2 separate regions of the Mus musculus genome follow, and region 2 is linked to region 1. The links are chromatin loops, found by intact Hi-C in ENCODE. Cell type or tissue: left cerebral cortex. All regions are shown on one strand. Links, peaks and the distances in the headings refer to the core of each region. The heading gives the core; the rest is flanking DNA.

Region 1 (5,517 bases), core at 356-5,355:
ATCCCTCAGATTCCATGAATCCAGGATGCACTTCTGCAGCTCAGGATGCTGAAATGAGGGAGCATCAGGAGTAGGTAGCTTCTCACCTTGATCTCTCTGTTGGAATCATAACCCAAGGGCCTCATGGAGACTCTCCAGAGACTGGCCCTGAGTCACAAACGGTGATGGTTGGATTCCCGAAGGAGCCACCCTTCTGAAGGATTCCACATCAGCGCCTGTAGAGCCAGACACATATCAGAGTGTCCTTGGGCACCATCACCTTCTGACCGATGGTGGGAAGCTCCGTCCCTTCCCCCAGTGAGATGTACCTGAGGTGGGGTGCTGGGGGCAACTCAGACGATCTGATTTGGGGTTGGTATGCCCCAACAAGCATGTCCAAGCCGTAACTCCCAGTACCCATACGTGGGTCTTTATTTGGAAGCAGGGTCTCTATATGTCATCAAGATGGAGTTATCCTGGGTCAGAGAGGGTAGTTTCCCCTGTGACTGGCATCTTCCAAGGACAGGGATGTTTAGACCTAGGCATAGAAAGGACGCACATGCCATGAGAAGTCAGGATGGAGATTGGGGAGTTAATGTGTGAGCCAAGGAAGGATGTCCAAAGACGAGTGGCCCCTGCAGAGACAAGAGGGGACCTTGACAAATCCCCACACACACCTCTATGAGGGACCAGCCATTCAGATGCTCAATGATTTCAGCCTCTGAACTATAATACAACTTATTCCTGCTGTTTTGAGCTACTTTATTTCTTGAAGATGATGGCAATCTCAAGAAATAATCCAGGACCTAGTGGGGGTACACCAATGCCCAGGGGGTGATCGACGGGTAAGGAGCAAAAGCTATGCTATGACTGATGACTGCTTATCACTGCAGCCATATCCAACCTTCCCATGTCCTTGTTTAGCCAGCATTGACACTATGAATCTGGACTGAGGCAGGTATGTTGGAGGGGACCCTAGGAAGTAGCCACACAAGAAAGGAGCCTGAAGGAAGCCACATCTCTCATCAGCGGAGACCATGCTGGCACATGTACTGCGTTAGGGTTCTCCAAAGAAATGAAGCCACAGAATATCACACAGCAGTAAAGGGTACATTCTTAGGTGTCCAAGTGTATTAGCTAACATCTATTAATCCAGCAATTACCACCTGTCTGTCAATCATCTATTATCCATCGATATCAGCCAATCAGCTGCTTGTTTAAGGAGAGATCCATCACAGGGTACTGGCTCAGGTATGTAGGGAAGATGGCTAATCCACTTCTCCAGGAGGCTCAGGCTGGAGTGAGGGCTTCTGACATTCCAGTTGGTGTTTCTCTACCCATGGGGAGAAGGGCATTTCCTCTCCTCAGTCTTGTAGCAGGGATTTAGAAAATGCCAAGGAAATTTGACCAAGGGTTCACCTTGGACACCAGAAGTGCTCAGCGAAGCTCCTCAATGACACAGTTGTGAGCAGGGCTACTTTCTAGGATCTCCTCCAAATAATGATTCGAAATTAGCGTGTACTGGGGTTAAAAGAAGGTGATCTGTAAGGTTATCATTTAGCAGCTCAGGGGCTTTTTTTCCAGAATGAACGGGTGTAGTCAATGGTCCAGTCTGACCGTTGGTTCCCAACTTCCTCTGTCTATTAAGTCGGCCTCTGCCTGGCTTCCTTAGGGCCACTTGACAGTCAATATATGTAGCTATCTTTGTGTACTGCGTGATAAGGCCAGACCTAGTCTAACAGGATTTAAAAATAGTAACGAGTAAATTTTTCAATTCAGCACTAGGGAAAGCTTCTTCCGGGTTGAGCAGCTTTGGTCGATAGACTCGGGCGTCGGTGATCAGTTTTGCATTGCCACTCTCTGGACCTCCACAGGGAAGCAAGATGGGAAACTGGCTGATGTGGGGCTCCTAGGGCAGGGTACCTCTCATATGTAACCAGGAAAATGGACAAAAAGTGAGGCTTGGGTCTGTCGGTGGTAAAGACACCGTAATTGCAGCAGTGGTTGGTTAGGGCTGGCTAGCGCTGCTCTGAAGGCAGCTGCCACCACAGAGAAGCTGGCCCTCAACAAACTTCACACTATTTTAATGCTTTGTTTGTGTCTGGAACAGAAATGTAGTCATTTAGCCAGAAGATGCTATTAAACGCAATCGATGGTGGTGATGGAAGCACCTGGAGAATGCAGAGAAGAGAGTCGAACCTGTGATCATTTTTTTGTTTTGTTTTTGTTTTTTGTTTTTAATTGACAGCATCGCATGGCTTCTAGCCTTGAGCAGTTACTGGATGAACGTGCGTGCCTGGCCCAGGGGAAAGGTCTCCTGGGACACTGCAAGCTTTATTTTAAACTGTCGAGGAGTGCCAGCCAGCAGGGAAAGCATAGGACCAGTGGCGGGAGTAAGTGGAAATATGTGTCGATTGACGGTGAGCCCTCACCTACTCCCCCCTTCCCCCAAGGCTCCTGTCACACATCCTTTGCGCTGGAAGAGGACGCCCAAGTTCTGGGCCTAAGCGTGGACAGCACGCTTTCCAGCGGACACCCACCCGAGGTTGCGATGTGCTCTTGATCGCTGGACACGTCACCGTCAATTTCACAAGGAGTCATGCAAGGCTTCTGGCTACTAAGGTCGTCCGCGCCCGCCGCCCCCCATCTCCGCTCCCGCCCCCCGCCTCCAGTGGCCTTGCAGCCAGCCGCTTAGCATCGCGCCCGCGTTCCCGACGCTCGTTCCTGCCCGAGTGAGACCCATCTGGTCACAGATCTAACGAGCATGTGCGTGCCATCCCCGCCGGCTGGCGAGGTGGCGAAGAGACGCCCGCGCCCCGCAGTCGGCGGGCTAGCTCAAGAGAGCATTCTGGGAAGCGCTTACTAATCGCGCGCCGCCCTACCCACAAAGGCGCGCAGCCCCGGGGCGCGCGGGCGGCGCAGGTGAGCGGGGGGCGCGCCAGCTGTCGTGCGCCGGGGCTGGCGCGGGGTGCGCGCGGGCGGCCGCCGCGTCTTTCTTCTCCGGTGATGTCATCGGGCGACGGCGGCCGCGGCCGGGGGGCGGCGGCGGGGGCGGTGCCGGGCGCCCGCAGGTTCCTGCGCCGCTAATGAAAAGGCACTTGACAGCGGGCCAGGGCGCGCGCGAGCCCGCGGAGCGGAGCGGGACCTGCTGGGCCGGCCGGGCCAATCGCCGGCGCGCGGCCGCCCATGGGCGCGGAGGCGGCGGGGGCGCGGGTGGCCGCGGCCCGGGCCGCTCCGAGGTGATCGCGCGCGGCGCCCCCTCTGTGCGCGCAGCCCGAGCCGCCGCAGCGATGAATTCTGCCGAGCAGACCGTTACGTGGCTCATCACCCTGGGCGTGCTGGAGTCGCCCAAGAAAACCATCTCGGACCCTGAGGTCTTCTTGCAGGCGTCGCTCAAGGACGGGGTGGTCCTATGCCGGCTGCTGGAGCGCCTGCTGCCCGGGACCATCGAGAAAGTAAGTGGCCATGGCACGGTCTTCGGGTGGGTCCCCGGCCCGGGCGGGCGGCGGGCGGCGGGGCGCGCGGGAGCACCTGGCGCGCGCCGGCTCGGGGCCCGCGCGCCCTCCTTTGTGCGCGGACCCGGCGGCGCGCAAGGCGCGGGGACCGGCGGCGGGAGTTCGGGGCGCCATTGTGTGCGGGGCGCCGGGAAGGGGACCCGCCCTGAGAGCACAGACAGCGGAGGGGGCCGCGGTGACGCTCGGGGCCGGCTCGGGGTCACGAGAAGGAGAGTTGGCTGTGCCGGCGGCGGTGGGGTTCTGCTCCACCCTAACGTGAAGTTGGGAGGTCGGCTTCGCCCCTCGCCGACACCGATCGGAAAACCTCGTCTCTGTGCCGCGCAGCTTTCTGCGATGGCTTTGTTTGAACGGTTTCGTCGCTGCCTTTGCAGTCTGACTCTTGCGTTGAATGGACCGGTGGCTGGGCATGTTTAAAGGATGCATCAAAAGCCAAGGGAGGGCCGAGCTGTGAAATGACTTACTGCCTTCCCCATCAAGGGATTCTTCACTCAGCCAAGCCTGCAGAACAGCGCACACAGGGTGCTGAAGCCCGATTTCTTTGGGGATGGGTCAGAATTTTTATCCTCACTGCCTGCTAGATTTGGAGCTGTCTGCCTGCTGCTGCTGGCTGCTGGCTCCCTGGCTCTGCAGTGTGAACCTTGACCACCGCTCTGGGTGACCAAAGTTTGTTTTCGTTTGTAAGCTCACAGAGCGGGCCGGGTCAGGGGTTGGGAGCACTTCTAAGAACAACCATGTTTTATAGGTCAAAAAATAATAAAGTCCTGTGTTCAAGATTATGCCAATACACAGTTTACAAGAAAACTTAAGATCCTTAGTAATTTAAAAGGTGTTAAGTACAGAAATGGAAGTGTCCCATAATTAGGAAGAAGTAACACTTCTTAATGGAGTACACACACACACACACACACACACACACACACATGCACATACACACAGACAGGCCCTAGGCAGGACACTCTGTTAATGCATATTAAGTGACCTGAAAAAGCAGAAATTCTAATTGTATTCATAAATTGGCATGCTGCAGTGTCAGAAAACATTTACCATGAGTTCCACATGCGTACCACAGGTTTTAGGTGTTTTCTTGAACATTGTATTGAAAACGACATGCATCTTAGAAGGACTAACTGATGTGGGAAACACTGTTTATAAGTGGGGCAGATCAATAAAGTTACAATTTTAAGATGCAACGACTGAAGAGAGCAGGGTGTGACTTGCCAGACACTGAGAAAACCCGGCTGTCCCCTGGCCATTGGTGATAATAAAAGACAGACGTCTGAGTGAGACACATGCTAAGGTTCTTAAAGATAACCCTGTTCTGTTTCTGAGGCAAAGCTGTAAAAAGATTCCTGTGCTATGTCAATGGACATGTTCCCATCCATGAACACGTCACGTGACATGTTTGCAGCGTTGATGTGGTCAGGCAAACTTCAAAAATTCATATTCTATTTTAAATTCTAGAAAGATCCCGTGAGGAAGTTGCAGCGCCTCTTTCATCTCTGACACAACACAGAGAGAGATGAATAAAAAGGGCTAGCCTCTGGCAGCTAGATTGGTCTCAAACATTCTGAAACTACAGTCGAGTGGAAATCTCTTGGGTCGGTGTTGTTTTAACTCTCTTTTTGAAGGCTGATGACCCTGTACAGATAGTCCCTGGCTCTTGAGTGAGGGGTATTTGTGGGGAGTAAACCATCAGCCACTGTCTGAAATTCTGGATTCCACGAGTTTGCATCTGCCATGAAGTCATCCGCACTTGGCAATGAATGCCTGCATGGAATCACATTTGTCTTGAAGCACATGTGTGGGGCAGCTTTTGCTTCCGTGCTGGAATGCCAGAGGGAGACCCTCTCTCCTTAAAAAGGAAATGCCTGGAAACAGAGCTGAACTTATGTGCGGCACGTGAAGGGTCTTAGCTGGACCCATTGCTACGTGGGCATGCTGACACTGGAGGGTTGTGAGCAGCGTAGGACTTCCCTTTCTCAAGTTCATGAGTTTAAAATGGAGTCCAGGCCTGGGAATGAGT
Region 2 (5,517 bases), core at 264-5,263, 170 kb before region 1:
GGCCAGGCTCCGCCCCAGGGCGGTGCCTAGGCAGGAAGAGGGCGGGACCGCCGGGGCCCGTCGCCTAGGCAACCCCTCGCTCTGCCCGGGCTTTTCAGAAAGCCCTAAATCCGGCAGCTGTGGGGGAAGGGCGGGATGGGAAGCTGAAGGTTGTGCTCCCCTGCGGGAAGCACACTGCGGTGCCCGCTGCCAACTCAGTGTGACGAGGACATGGGCAGCCTCAGATGCGGCAGGGAGGGGAAGAGCTAGTTAGGATCAGAGAAGAGCTGCTCCCGCCAGCCCGCCCACCGTAGATCTCCGCGCTGAAAAGAGCACCCCTCGGGGGCCCCTTTGTCTCCAGGCCATTCTAAACCCAGCACCGGGAGGCGACACAAAGGGACGATGGGGGCGGAAGGCGCAGGCGCGTGGAGGCGCCGAGGATGCTGGGAGTGGTGGTCCCTTTGCGTGTCGATAGCTGCCCTCCCGCGCGGGTCCGCATCCATCGCCAGGGAGCTGCGCCTGCGCGTCCACTTCCGCCTCGCTCGGCTCCGCCCGCTCGTCCCTCCTGGAAGAGGACAGCTCTCTAGTACTAGGCGTGCGGGGGGCGTTGCCGATCCCACCACACCTCCTTCTCGTCCAGATTGGCCGCAGAGGTAAGAGTCGCAAGGGGATTGGCTGACGCCGTTGCCATTTCTGTTCGGGGGCCCTATTTATACCGCGCTAGGAGGCGGGGGAATGCAGTTAACCCAGCGGAGGGTGGCTCTTCTCAGGTTAGTCGGTTTGAAGGCAGCGATCTGGAGGCTCGTCCGGCCCCGGCGTGTCTCGAGGAGCAGGCTAGCACCCCGCGGTTCCCGGCCGGCGTGCGGCTCCGCCCAGTAGGTCCGCCACCGAGTGTCAAACTCCTAGTAAAGTTTCGCGTCGCCGGTCTCCCCTGCCCAGGCGACCCCGCCGCTGTCCCCTCGGCGACCCTGGCCCCCAGCGACAATGACAGGCCACGCCCCCGCGCGGGCCGGCCTCGCGGCCCGCCGCCCCCCGGCCCGGGACGGTGAGGGGCGTGAATGCGGTGGGGGCGGGGCCGCCTCCGGGAGGAGGGGTGGCGGGGCGCATGCGCGCTGCGCGCGGGGCTGAATGTTTCCCAAGTGTTTGAAACTGGTATTTGGGTTTTCCACGTTGGACAAGTGCGGCGAGGCGGGCGGCGGAGCGCGCCCTTCCCGCAGCCGGCCCCGCTCTCTCCGCTCTCCACGCTGGTGGCGGGTGGGCGGCGGTGGCCGGCCCTCTTTGGGTGTGTGCGCGCTAGTACGCACGGCCCCCCGCGCCGCCCGCCGCCCGGGAGGGGGCCTGCACGGCCGGCGGGGTGTGCGCTTGAGCTTCGGCCGCCGCGGCCCGCGCCTGCAGGCGCCGGGGTCCCCGCGGCCCCGGAGGCGGCGCGGCAGGCGCCAGATGTAGCCGCCGGCCAGCCCGGCCGGAGCGGCGGGGGGGCGCGGAAGGGCGAGAGAGCTTTGCATTTTGCAGTGCTGTTTGAGGGGGGCGGGGGGTGGAGGAAGCGGAAAGCCGCCGAATCGCCGGGGACCTCCGGGGTGAACCATGTTGAGTCCTGCCAACGGGGAGCAGATCCACCTGGTGAACTATGTGGAGGATTACCTGGACTCAATCGAGTCACTGCCTTTCGACCTGCAGAGGAACGTCTCGCTGATGCGGGAGATCGACGCCAAATACCAAGGTACGGCGGGTGATGGATGGGCGGGGGCGGCCGCGTCCATCCCTGGGTCCCGGCGGCGAGGCTGACCGGTCCTGCTGGAGCCGGAGCGCCCGGTAGCGTCCTCGGAGGGCTAGGAACAAAAGGTCTGGAGCGCCTTTGATACGCCGAGGTCCTTGTGTACCGAGCTCCGGGACATGGAGAAGGAAGGAGCGCGAACGGCTGGCTGCAAGGCTGCGCGACCAAAGCGCTCTTTGTAGTGAAGTGATGAGGCGGTGCTGCGGGGGAGGGGGCGCGGGGCTCGGCCGCGTCCTCGGGGAGGGGGTGAAGGCGGCCGCGCGAGGTGGAGTGCTATGCGGGCGCCGCGGCCGTAGGGCGCGGGCACCGGGCTAGAGAGAGGGCTGCGGGCCGTACTCCGGCGGAGCTGAGTGCGGGTCCGGAGAGTCGCCGCCTCCCGCCAGGTTCTGGTTCTAAGTGTTACATAAAGTACTGGGCAGTCCTGACTCGGGGTCGCGCGATCGCCCAGGCCCTGCTCTCCTGGGCCCTCTCTTGGCTCTGGACAGGGCTCCGGGCCGACTGCGAGGGGCGCCGGCGCGGTGTGTCTTGGGGAGGAAGAGGGTGAAAGGGAGGATCGCAGCCGACTAGGTGTACGACTGCGCTGCGATCGGTGGACGCGAGCTGGGCTCTGGCTGGAGAGGAGCGGGGCAGGTGAGGGACCTGCAGCCCACCCGAAGACCCGGGCTGCCCAGAGTGGCGAAGAGGCGGAGCCTGCGTGCCCGCCGGGAACTGTTGGCTGTTGGGGAAACTTTGCTGTGAGGTCAGGGGGCTCTGTTTTGAACGTGGATGGCCGCTCGGAGTTTACTCTTGTTTACAGAACTGCGCAGCAGGGAAACGGAAGAGTTGGGGGTGGTGGAGGGCCACTGCCCAGCACTGCATACAGAGACTTGCTGGGGAAAGCGCCCCTGCGCGCTCTATCCGAGATGCAGCTTCGCAGCTCGGTTTATAGGAGAATCATTAGCATATTGCGGAACGTTCCGCCTCTGCGGCCCTTTGATTGGTCGCAACATCCCCCGTGGAATGTCCTTATCATTGTGCTACAGAGTCATTGGGGGGCGGGCAGTATGGGGGCGGGCTTTGCTCGGGACTCGCTCCAGTCTGTGTTTCCGCTGTCTGCTTTTTTTTTTTTTTTTTTCCTCTGGTAGAGGGCCGGGCGGAGAGAGGAGGTGAGTTGATTTGAATGTCTTCGGGTCGCCCGTCCTCTGGCCTTGGGTTGGCTCCTGTCGCTGCTGGGGCGGGCCACCGTCGCTGGCTCTGCGCGCTGATTGGTGTACCTCCTGGTCTCCGCCCTCAGCGTCGTCGACTCACATAGGCTTCGGGCGGGGCGGGGCAGGGCGGGGCGCGCTTCCTGAGTCTCGTAGGCTGGAGTGGATCGCGGCCACTTTCCGGCTGCGAGGCTATGGCGGCGGTGGCCTCCGGGAGGATGCTGCGCTTACCTTCTCTGCTCTGGCTCCCCGCGGGAGCCTCTGATCGCTTGTCGCGTTTCCGGTAGGCTTGAATGAGCGGGAGTGCCTCTGTCGGGACTGCGGGTCTGTGTGTCCCGTGCTGTCCTCCTGCGGGCTCGTGTGTCCGAATGGCTCTAGAATATTCAAGTCCTTGCTCAGAACTACTGTTGGCAGACCGAGTTTTTGACGGCCGCCTTAGTGCTTCAGATGTAGAAGAGTTCGAAAGGAGGGTCTATGTTTTGGTTGTTGTAAATGGAGTTTGTTGCTTGAATTACTTTTCAAATATTATAGAAAATACCCCCAGGAAGCAATGCCTCTTTCTTAAGCGCAACCTTATATAAAGTTAAAGTGGCTTAAAGTAATTGGACAGATTAGATGGAACTGCAGGCCCATTTAGTCACTACCTTTATCCTTGTTGGTACTGAATGGTGGCCCAGCAGCAGGCTGAGGCTGAGCTGACAGGTGCCTCCCTGTGTGGAAGTAGTGCTGTCCTTGTTTGTTGCTTTTACCAACATTTTTGTTTTTATCAAATATTTTACGTAGGGTAACTAAAAATCTGTGTTATTGTGTGAGCTCCACAATAGCTTCTGGTAAGTTTTTGATGGCATTTTTCTCCACAAGCTTCACCTGGATTAAGGCAGGAAGAAGCAGTCATTTTCATTTAAATTAGCAACGGGAAGAATTACTCTTTTACAAAATACCAGTATAATCTTTGAAACATTGCTGGGTGTGATGGCAGGAGCCAGAGATCCCGGTTGGAGACAGGACCGGCTCTGATTGTATGCCATTTAACCCAGGATGGAGCTCAAAAAACAATTTGCTATTGGTTTTGTTATTTTTTCTCATTGACCTGGAACTCTTAAAGATCCACTTGCCCTTCCTTCTAGTATTAAAGGTATGTGCCATCATGCTCCAAAATGTGTATCTTAGGTTGTCTTTGGTAAGTTAAGTCAGTCGACTTACCTAGAAACTTCCTTTTAGATACTAGGACTGTACATGCCTCCTGTGTGGGGTCTGTTGTTCTTCCATGAATAATGCCTGCAGAACCTGTATGTAGCCTTACCTGTTGAGAGACTTCAGTGTCAGCCCTTGTGTTGTCTTCTAGGGTTTTGTTGGGGTGTGTGTGTGTGTGTGTGTGTGTGTGTGTGTGTGTGTGTGTTGAAACAGGGTCTTGATAAGTAGCTCTGGCCAGCCTGGAACTCTAAAGAGGTTTGACCCTGCCTGAATTGCCGTTTCCTGTCAGAGAAGCACAGAGTAGGGAGGCGGTGAATTTCTAGGTATCCTCTCTGACTGCCAGCCCGTCCACACAAGCATCTCTAGTAATTCCTTTAATAGATGGCAAAAAGGTCTCAAGGAAAATCTGATACCATTTACTGTTTGAGAAAAATACTCTTGGAGTTTTCTGGTATGTCCCATATTTCAAAAACAAAATAGTTTTTCCTTAGCGCACACAGAATTTCTTGGAGGTGTGGGTGGTTAATCAATTTGGCTTTGAGGTAATCCACTTAGGGCAGAATTTTTTTTTCTTCTGTTCACTTTTGTTTTTAAAACGACCAATGTTTTTGTTAGTTTCTGACATTTGAAGTGTTCTTTGACATCTCTGGCTGGAGATCCTTTGCCATAGTCCTTTGGACTACATCCTGCAGCACCCACTCTCTAGGGTTTCCCTCTGTCAGCATTTACCCATTTCTCTAGTTTCTTGTCATGGGTCTTAGACTGATTTGGCGTCAGTACAAAGGGTCTCTGCCTACTTGACACACAGAGGTTCGTCATACTTAGAAGCATACAGAGATGGGCTTGGCTCCCCTAAGGCTTCGCTAGTGTTAATTCCACAGGCTGGGCTGTTCCCGTGAAGCACTGTTAATGCGCATCACCCCTCAGACACAAGTGCCTTCTCAGGCCCTGGCAGTGGACTACTGCAGAGCCGAGTCGAGAAAGCACCCAAGCCTCCAAGAGACGCTGTGTACAAAGGAAGAACTCTGTTTCTGAAACATGACACATGTAACCCAAGCTGTCCTCACACCTGTGACCCCGACTGTCCTCACAACATGCCACCTTCAGGCTGTTCTCACACTTGGGCTCCTTCTGGGCACATGAGTCCTAGAATTAGGAACTACACTAGGCTGAATTCTGTTTTCTACTTCTAAGCATGCAGACGTATTTTTAGTTTTCTAAGAAGGATTTAGTTTTCAAAATGGTATTCTTGAGTACTTGGGAGATAGAGGCAGGCAGGCCTCTGTAGGTTCCAGGACAACCAGGGCTACACAGAGAGACAGTTTTTTAAAAAATGTGAACAGTAGATTACAGTATTATGCGTTGTAAAGTGAAATCTATCACTTT

The links. Hi-C counts contacts between places; a loop is a spot of excess contacts. Peaks named below come from ENCODE experiments on the same cell type or tissue, not always from the same donor. Only the 100,000 strongest peaks of a DNase experiment are listed, where the experiment ranks them.
Region 2: it touches region 1 in a loop (2.8-fold over the local background); 1 of 42 quality-filtered maps calls a loop at or near these places.

The regions. Positions count from the first base shown.
Region 1 is chr8:11,724,983-11,730,499 of GRCm38, forward strand. Arhgef7 (Rho guanine nucleotide exchange factor (GEF7)) reads left to right here and starts at 3,076. Exons shown (of 22, transcript NM_001372321.1): 1 at 3,076-3,434. The coding sequence starts at 3,270. In left cerebral cortex, for the core only: no CTCF peak of the experiment used is centred there; DNase peaks (open chromatin) are centred at 2,818, 3,268, 3,735, 5,027 and 1 more place; H3K4me3 peaks cover 2,299 bases; H3K27ac peaks cover 1,660 bases.
Region 2 is chr8:11,555,347-11,560,863 of GRCm38, forward strand. Ing1 (inhibitor of growth family, member 1) reads left to right here and starts at 1,111. Exons shown (of 2, transcript NM_011919.5): 1 at 1,111-1,699. The coding sequence starts at 1,564. In left cerebral cortex, for the core only: a CTCF peak has its summit at 2,637; DNase peaks (open chromatin) are centred at 530, 1,071, 1,631, 1,838 and 2 more places; H3K4me3 peaks cover 3,768 bases; H3K27ac peaks cover 2,923 bases.